Linked DNA regions of Mus musculus: region 1 is linked to region 2. The links are chromatin contacts, found by Hi-C or POLR2A ChIA-PET in ENCODE. All regions are on one chromosome and are shown on one strand. Each heading gives the region's core, a stretch centred on a gene start or an enhancer-like site at or near the end of the contact. The rest is flanking DNA. Distances are from core to core; before and after follow the strand shown.

Region 1 (4,729 bases), core at 128-2,627, 350 kb before region 2:
GCTGAATATGAATCTTGTTTTTGAGACAATGTCTCACTATGTAGCCCTGGCTGGCCTCGATCAACTTGCCTCTGGATTGCTAGGGATTAAAAGTTTGCAAGGCCGAATTAATACTTTTAAAGAAATTCCAGGGAGTTCACCACTCAGCATGAAGAACAGAGTTTAACCTCCAGCACATACATGTAAAACAGTGGTTTATAGCTGCAGTACTAAGGAAGCAGAAATAAAAGGATTCGTAGGGCTTTCAGGCTGACAGAGAGCTCACGTCCCAGTGAGACATTCTTTTTGAAAAAGGGTTTCTCTGTATAACAGCCATGGCTTTATACAGAAACTTGTTTTGTAGACCAGGCTGGCCTCAAACTTAGATATTCACCTGCCTTTGCCTCCCAAGTGTTAGCACTTAAGAGGCAGAAGCAGGTGAACCTCTTTAATTCATAAAATCCACCTGACTCTGCCTTCCCAGTGCCTTCCTAGATAAAAGGTATACGGTGACAGCAAGCCCAGCTAAGTTTTCCTAATCTTTTGAAAGTTTAGATTGAGGAGCAATGGTGGCACGTCCTAGCACTCATAAGGCTGAGACACGGGAATCTCTGTGAGTTCGAGGCCAGCCTGGTGAGTTCCAGAACAGCTAAAGTTACAGAGAAACCCTATCCCGAAAAACAAAACCAAAAACCAAACAAAGGTGGATAGTTCCTGAGTAATGGACTCCAGAGGGTAACCTCTGGTCTCCTCTATGATTCCCTGAACACACAGTAACACATTTGATACAAAGTGAAGGAAGATAAATTCCTGGATTGGAGGTATTACAACATAATTCCTCCACCGCATATAGTCTATTCCTTGATTTTCCTCCCTAAAAATCGAGGAAGTCCGGACAAAACCGGGTAGAAGAGTTGAGGATTTAACTCGCTGGTAGAGCGTTAAGCGTTAAGGTTCCCGGTTCAATCCCCAGCATCGAACTGGGTGGGTGTGGGAAGGGTGGAGGGTGCAGACATAAATAAGGACAGGTAGAGGAGGAAGAAACTACAGCGACAGGAAAATGGAGTCTGAGCACGATCGCAGCTCGCTCTTCTTGTTTCCCTCCCTGGAAGATGGTCCCCCGCACACCACGTGGACAAAGGGACATTTTCTCCGTTTCAGGGCAGTGGCAAAGGACCCAGAGCTAGATTGCTCTTTCTCCAAGTAAAAAAGAGGCCGACACCGGCAGCCGTTAGAGCGTCCACCGCTCCGTTGGGTGGAAGGCACGGCGGGGGCGGAGTCAGTGCCTGGCGGGGCTTTGCCCCGGGCCCGGGCCGGAGGTCCCGCCCCCTCGCCGGAGAAGCCGCGCTGCCCGCCCTCGCAGCCCGGGCCTAGGCGTGTCTCCACGGGCGCACGGCATGCTGGGAAGGTGCCCGGGCGGCGGCCATTTTGTCTTCTCGGCTCCTCTCTGGAAGAGGCTTTTCGAGCTTGAGAGTGGGCCGAGGGGGCTTGGTTCGGCGGCCGGGCGGCTGGTGGGGTTTTTTATCGGGTGGGTGCTAGGGCTGGCGTGAGCAGCCGCCCGGAGGAAGCACCATGATTTCTGCCGCGCAGTTGCTGGATGAGTTAATGGGCCGGGACCGAAACCTCGCCCCGGATGAGAAGCGCAGCAACGTGCGCTGGGACCACGAGAGCGTAAGTCCCGTGGGCCTCGGGCCTGTGCCCCGGGGACTGGGGGAGGGGGAGCTGAAGGGACCCGAGGGCGGGCCGAGGCTGGCCCGAGCGGGGTGCGGCGCGATTTGGGGGGACCTGGCCGCGCCGACTGAAGCACCTGACGGCGGAGGGAGGCGGGCGTGCGGCCCAGGACGGAGGGAGGATTCCGCGCCAATCCGGGGGATAGCGGCGTTTGTTGTTGTGTGGAGGAAGTCCGGGATGGCGCTTGGCTGGGCAGAAGAAGAAGCACCTTGGTGAGGCCGAGAAACGCGGGAAAAGGAAGAAGGAAGGGCTCGCTTGATTCCACCAGAGCTCCGGGGTTTTACCGTATGAATAAGAAAGCAGGCTTCCGTTATTTGGGTGCAGTCTGTCTGTCTGTCTGTCTGTCTATCTATCTATCTATCTATCTATCTAGAGTGTGTGAGTGTGTGTGTGTGTGTGTGTGTGTGTGTGTGTGTGAGAGAGTCGGGAGTCATATAGATAGATAGCCTGACTCCCGACCAGTATTCGTGGGGAAGGACATCGTAGCAGTGCATTGCTTAGGAGTGCTGCCATTTGGACACTTCTGTGAGAAGGTAGACAGTTGAAAGACGGAACGAGGTACAGTTTTATCATGAACAGTTTTTTGCTAATGCGGTTTGATGGCCGTTTGACGCGTGCTTGATGGCCGTAGTAGACCCTCAGCTAGGCAGTTGTGAAGGTTTTTGTTTTCACATAAACTCATTCGGTCCTTTTACTCTCTTAGAAAGGTTAACTATAACTCCTGGGTCGCAGGTGAGGCTAAAGCCTCTCTCTCTCTCTCTCTCTCTCTCTCTCTCTCTCTCTCTCTCTCGGTCTCTTGGTGATCGGGAAAGCTAAATCTAATTTTTGTAGCACTGTTGAGGTTGCACTGTTCTTCGTGCATATACTGTACTGTATTTCAAGTACTTTTTATCTAGTTTTGTACGTGGAGCACACTGTCTTAGATCTGAACTGGAGAGTGGGTACACTTGATTTTACCTTGCAGTTATAATCAAACAGCAGTTTTAAATCACTTGATAAAATATGAGAAAATGGCTCAACAAAAGCTTTGTTTTGTTTCTGTTTTTGAGGCAGTGTTTTACTCTGTAAGCAGGTGGTTCTCGAACTTGAAATCCTCACTCCGCTTCCAGAGTGCTGGGATTACATCGTTGCCACGATTGGCTAACAGGCTTTTTAGGAAAGTAAATTATGTATTTTTTTAAATCTATTTATTTATTATATGTAAGCACACTGTAGCTGTCTTTAGACACACCAGAAAAGGGCATCAGATCTCATTACAGATGGTTGTGAACCACCATGTGGTTGCTGGGATTTGAACTCAGGACCACCAGAAGAGCAGTCAGACCTCTTCCCCACAGAGCCATCTCACCAGCTCAGTATGCGTTGTTTTTAAACACATGGTTTGAGTGAAGTAACAATTTCTCTTTTGACATATAGAAAAAAAGTAAAGTGGGGTACCTAATTTCTGTATGTTTAAAAAAAAGTGTTCAGAGCTAATAGCAGGAGCCTTCAGTCCTAACACTTGAGGCAGATGCAGGCGGGATTCCTGTAAATTCCAGGCTAGCCTGGTCTACTTCACACTCACAGTTAGGGCTCCACAGAGAAACTCTTATCTCCAAAAACAACAACAACCCCACCCCCAAAAAAACCCCCCAAAACCAAAAGAAGTGTATGGCTAAAGTTGTATGGAAGTGGTGCCTGACTTCAAGTATGTTCTTAGGGTAGAGTTTATGGTGTTATTAGTTACATTGATTCATTGCAGCATGTGAATCTCCTGACGTTCATTGTCCTTCTGTTGCCTACTTATGTCTTGACCTTCTGCTGGTTTTTTTTTTGCTTCTGTCTCAGTGAACTTTCTCTTCTCACCCCACTTAACTCTTCAATCTAAGCATTTTGTTTGTTTTGTTTCTTGTGTGTTTGTTTGTTTGTTTGTTTTTGTTTTTTCAAGACAGTTTCACTGTTTCCCCTGGCTGTCCTGGAACTTAACTCTGAAAACCATGTTGGCCTTGAATTCAACGAGATCCTCCTGCCTCTGTCTCCAAGAGCTAGAACTAAAGGTTTGGACCACCCCTGCCTAGTCAGCATTGATTAGTTTTTCCAGTCAGGTTCTCTCTAATGTCCTAGAACTTGCTCTAGGTCAGGGCTGGCCTCAAACTCAAAGGGATTAGTCTATTTAAACTATTTAAACAGGGTTTCTCTGTGTAGCCCTGGCTGTCCTGGAACTCACTTTGTAGACCAGGCTGGCCTCGAACTCAGAAATCCGCCTGCCTCTGCCTCCCGAGTGCTGGGATTAAAGGCGTTAAAAGACAAGAAAAATTAGCTGGGCTTGTTGGTACACACCTATTACCTACCTATCCCAGTACCGAGGAGGCAGAGGCAGGTGGATCCTGGTGAATCTCAGGCCAGCAAAAGAGCTATATCTTGAGACTGTCTCAAAAATAAAGAACAAAGGTCAGGAAAAAAAATAATTTCCCCTGATACACAAATAGGACATTTATGTTTTGGATTAAGGAGAAATGTAATTTCATTCCTAACATCTTAGTTTTGAACACACCTTGTGAAGAATGGTACATAATAATGTATGTGGCTACGTTTATGATTTCTCAATGGTGAAAGTACATTTGAAGCTTGAATTTTCTTTCAGTTCTAATGCTTTTTATTGATATGATTGAATAAATTGTCATGCCTGTAATGACGAGTTGCAAGTCTGAAGGGTTAAGAGGGCAGTGCTGGTGGTCATGACCAGGGACAAAACATGTGGCCTTTCTTTGTAAATAGTGCAGGTACTGTAGGGTTTAGTAAGCATGGGAGGAACCCCTTGATCTTATTTCAGGTTAGTTAGATGCTGTCCTTTTTGGTTGCTAATCAAACTCTCAAGAGATAGGCAAGTCCAGCATCTGAATATAAAGGTTCATCTTAGTGTTTCCGTCTAACACTGCATTATAGGTTTGCATTTTCATTCCAGTTGGATTGGAGGGAGGGGGCGCTGCTACTTACTTATTTATTTATTTTTAAATGGTTTTTCTTTTTTTTAAGTATT
Region 2 (4,662 bases), core at 593-3,092:
GGCCATCTTGCCAGCCCCCCCCACCCCCCTTTTTCTTCTCAAATCAGTCTTTTATAGTCTAGGCAGACTTCAAACTTACTGTGTAGCTTAGGATGACCTTGAACTTTTGACCTACCTTGGATGTGCTGGGATTACAGGCCTGTGAAACTACACCCAATCTAAGTAAAGTTGGGGATTCAACCTAAGGCTCTGTGCATGCCAAGCAAACATTCTACCCACCGAGCTAGAGACAATAGCTTTTCTTTTCCTCCTCCACACCCCCTGCATATTCTGCCTGTGAAAAGTCTATTCTTGTCTTTTGCCCATTTTATAATTAGACTATGTGTGTTTGACTCTTTTTTGTTTGTTTGTTTTGCTTTGTTTTGCTTGAGATAAGCTTTTGCTAAGTTGTGCTGACTAGCCTGTAATTCACTATATAGATCAGGCTTGTCTTGAAATCACAGAGCTCTTTAACCTGCCTGTTTTTTTGAGAGACATATTCTCTCTATGTCATCCTGGTGGCCTCTAAGTCTTGATGATCCTGCTTCAGCCTTCCCAGTGCTGTGAATTCATCAGGCAAGGCCCTTCTCATTTGACCAACACCCCAGTCCCTCCATTTCATTAAAAACAAAAGACAAAAAACAAAACAAAAAAAGCAAGCAAGCAAACAAACACATCATCTGGGCTGGCAAGCTGGTCCAGTGGCTATGAAGCACACACTGTCCTTGCAGAGGACCCAAGTTCCGTTCCTAGCACTCACATCAGATCACTCGCAACTGTTTGTAACTCCACCGCCATTGGAACTGACCACTTCATACACTGACATACGCGTGTACATGTAAATAAATAATAAGAGGCTGGAGAGATGGCTCAATGATGAAGAGCACTGTCTACTCTTCCAGAGGTCCTGAGTTTAATCCCCAGCAGTCACGTAGTGGCTCACAATCATCTATAATGGGATCTGATGCCTTTTTCTGGCCTGCAGGTATACATGCAGATAGAGCACTCATACATAAAATAAATACATCTTAATAAGCAAACAAATAAATAATGCCGGATGTGGTTATGCCTTTAATCCCAGAACTCGGGAGGCAGACTAAGAGGGAGTCTCTGCGAGGTCATGGCCAGCCTGATCTACACAGTGAGTTCCAGAAAAGTCAGAGTTACATAATGAGACCCTACATACAATAATAACAACAATAATAAAACCCTCCTCCCGCGTTTCCTACCATCAGGTATTCACTATAATTCTTGGCTCTCAGGTAATAACGGGCTTTCTCCCTTCATGTAGGTCCTTTTGATTATCACTTCTGCAGAGATTTCTCAGCCTTAATTTTTTCCCCCTGCTCTGTTCTTTCTTATCAGCACTTGCACTGTGTGTTCACTATCAATTTTCTCTTTATTGTCGCAATTCTCAACCCTACTAGTAAGCTCCCAAGTAAACTTCAACCCTAGGCTCTAGAATGTTCCTACCCGGCACATAGGATTCAGTACATTTGTTGCTTGACAGAATGAAGGGAAGGTGGAATGACACGGCCACTGAAGCTCTAGTTGTGACTTCATGCAGTGTGAGCGCCACCTGTCGGGAAAAACTAGATTTTCTCGGGAACGGAGGAAGTGAGTCACAGGCAGCCGTAGGGGAGAAACAGAAGATGGCCGCCAGACAGGGGGGGTAAAAAAATCCAAAACACCACACCCAGTGTCGGAAGTTAAACACTGGGCGAGTGCTCCCTAGAATGACATCCGACTCCCCAGAAGAAGCGGGGACCGGCGGTGTACCGCTAAAAGGGCTCCCCTGAATCGGAACTGTCCGAAAAGGTTCCGTGCGAGCAGCTGCGGGGAACCACGTGAGGCCGGGGAGCGTTTCCGGTGCGGGCAGTCGCAGCCGGCGGTAAAGCCTTGTCATCTGAAGGGGTAAGAGGGGTCAAGTTGAGAGTCAAGGAGACAAGTTGAGGGTTTAGGTGAATGGGGAGGGAGGTGGGCGTTCACTAAAGGGTGCACTCTCCGCGGGGTGTTAGGGAGATGGCAGGCAGGGAGATGGCAGGCTGTGGCCAGGTACAGACCTGTCAGCTTGATACGCCACGTGGGCTCGCCTTTGTCCGTGGCCGCAGTTCCTGTCCGGCTCGCGGCAGGGCTATGCCTTATTCTCTTTCCAGTCCGCTGTTGGGCACAGAGTTGGTACTCGGGTGGTGCTTGCTGAATGAATGAATGACACTCTCTGTGTGTGTGAATGTGAGTGAAGAGAGAAAGAAAGAGAGATCGGTATGCAGAGGCTTTCATAGAGGATGTTTCAGCCATTTCTGAATAATCTTTCCTTCAGACATTCTCCAGCTAGTCTGTGGCTTCTGTCTTTCTCTTTATGGGGGGCGCGATTGCCACTTAAGGCCTGCTCTTTGCTCCTATTGACTGCGAGACCCCGTGGTTTGGTATCAAAGATAGGTGGACTGGCTTACAGACCGGGCAGGCGAGAGGGACAGGAAGTCAGGAACAAAAATGATCATGCAAAGGTTCATGCATGCCCTAGCTCACATGTGAACCCCAGAAGGTAATTTTGTGGAGCGGGTTCGTGGGACCCAACACATGCTTGTAGTACAACTCAAGGTCTGCTAGGCCGTCTAGCTGGCTCAGGCCTCATTCTTAGGGTATAAAATTAGAGGTGAACCCAAGTTTAGAAAGACAGAGCCAGGAGCCGGTGTTGCTGTCCTCTTAGGTATCGTCTTTCAAGGTGGAGTCTCCTTTCATCTTGTGAGGCAGTGTACCCTGGAAATGGAACATTCTGGAATGGATGTTCTCCAGGTGTCTTCTTCCTGGATGATGCCCCATGTTAGGTATTGGGCTGTGGTTTTTCTCATAATCCACAGTTCATTGGTTAGTTACAATACTCATTGCCCTTTCCCCATAATATGTAATTTAATAAATGTTAATTGCTAGTCTTACATAATGGACTTTCAAGTTTTTATCTTTTTATTCTCTGACAATTTTCTACATGTATGTGATATATTTAGTCATTTCACCCTCTCCCCTTACACTCTCTCATCTAGCCTGAATTCTTCCAACAAGTTCTCTCCTACTTTCATGTCTTATATTTTTTCTCTCTGTGTGTGTGTTTGTGTGTGTTTGAATGAGTTTAATTGGAGTTGCTTGCTTGATGGATAGAGGAGTTATTTGCTGTGGCATGGACAGTTTACCCATGGCTACATCAGTGAAGAGTGCCCCCCCCCCCTTAATTGCCAATAATTGCCAATAGCTCCCAAGGCAGGGATAAGGCCTTGGGCCTTCTGAGTCCCTCCCCAATCTATGATAGAACATAGTCATTGTTTGTTTGCTTTCCCATTTTCTTCTTTTCTTTTTTCCTTTTCTTTCTTTCTTGCTTTTCTTTCTTTCTTCCTTCTTTTCTTTTTTTATGCTTTGCTTTGCTTTTTGAGTCAGGCTCTTATGTTGCCCAGGCTGGTCTGATTTTTTTTTTTTTTCCCTTTTGCCTTAGCCTTCCTAGGGATATAATTACTGGCATGTATCCTCAGGCTTGGCTTTTCTCATTGCATCCTGAGAAGTGTCCCAAATTGCACAGGGCTGGGAAATCTCATTCTTTGTAAAAACCAAAGATGGTTGTCGTGACATATTCTCTAAAACTTTTTTTTTTTTTTTCGTTTTTGGTTTTTCGAGACAGGGTTTCTCTGGAACTCATTTTGTAGACCAGGCTGGCCTCGAACTCAGAAATCTGCCTGCCTCTGCCTCCCGAGTGCTGGGATTAAAGGTGTGCACCACCACGCTCGGCTCTAAAACTCTTGCTGGCTTTAATGTCTGAGGTCAGACCGTCTTGTTCCAGATGTTGCTTTCCCTAGGAAAACCACACCAGTGCAACATCCCCTAATCTGTTTTACTGAAAAAGGTGCTGTCTTTTTGGTGTGTGTATGTCTTAGTTTACATCTCTTTCCTTAGCTCCATCCCAGTAGACGCTCAATAGGAGGTTACTAAATCAATGGAATAAACATTTCAGTTCCTGTTTTTGAGCCCTCCCCCACTTCAGGATATTAATTTGTGGGTGAATGAGCTGGGCAGGGATTGGGATTTTACTGGAGAGATTTGGGGTAGACATAGTAGATGAAAGCCAGCTTTATGGGGGTAATCCGCTTGAAAAGGATCATGATGAGCGAATCTCTTCAGCCCTGTTTCATTTCCCTGCTTGCTTATCCACAGGACCATGGCCAACAGTGAGCGCACCTTCATTGCCATCAAGCCTGATGGGGTCCAGCGGGGGCTGGTGGGCGAGATCATCAAGCGGTTCGAGCAGAAGGGGTTCCGCCTTGTTGGTCTGAAGTTTCTGCAGGTGAGTGGACCTCTGCCTGTGTTGAGTCTTTGGAGCATAGCGGAGCATTGCACAGTAACTTCTGTGCTTGTCTTGTCTCCTGTCTAGACGTCTCCATGGTAGGCTATCTTGGAGCCTGAAACCCTCTCAGTGACTAAGCTTGCTGGCTGAATCTTAGAACAAACCAAGTCATTTAGAGCTTTCAAAAATAGCAAGCTCTCTTTCCCCGCCCCAGCCTGAAGTCCCTCGTATTACTGCAGGGCTGTAATTTCTGACTCAGCTCTGGGTGTTTTAGAGCTCTTGGTCTTTAGCCTCCTAAGAAGATAATTTTAGAGACCATCCTTCTAACTCCCACACTCCACCCTCGAAGTAGGTTG

What was found. Hi-C counts contacts between places; a loop is a spot of excess contacts on that map. ChIA-PET counts read pairs that join two places held with the same protein, here RNA polymerase II (POLR2A).
Region 1: a map of regulatory T cell shows a loop between it and region 2 (2.6-fold over the local background). The contact joins the promoter of Luc7l3 here to the promoter of Nme1 in region 2. A Hi-C loop is called at or near these places in 2 of 37 maps with a recorded cell type or tissue (T-helper 17 cell and regulatory T cell). POLR2A ChIA-PET finds 5 or more read pairs at or near these places in 2 of 5 experiments (both embryonic stem cell).

The regions. Positions count from the first base shown.
Region 1 is chr11:94,318,611-94,323,339 of GRCm38, reverse strand. Luc7l3 (LUC7-like 3 (S. cerevisiae)) reads left to right here and starts at 1,377. Exons shown (of 10, transcript NM_001361574.1): 1 at 1,377-1,650. The coding sequence starts at 1,552.
Region 2 is chr11:93,965,452-93,970,113 of GRCm38, reverse strand. It overlaps Nme1 (NME/NM23 nucleoside diphosphate kinase 1), which reads left to right and starts at 1,842. Exons shown (of 5, transcript NM_008704.3): 1 at 1,842-1,893; 2 at 4,177-4,306. The coding sequence starts at 4,181. It overlaps Gm35198 (a long non-coding RNA gene), which reads right to left and starts at 1,609. Exons shown (of 3, transcript XR_388959.3): 1 at 1,453-1,609.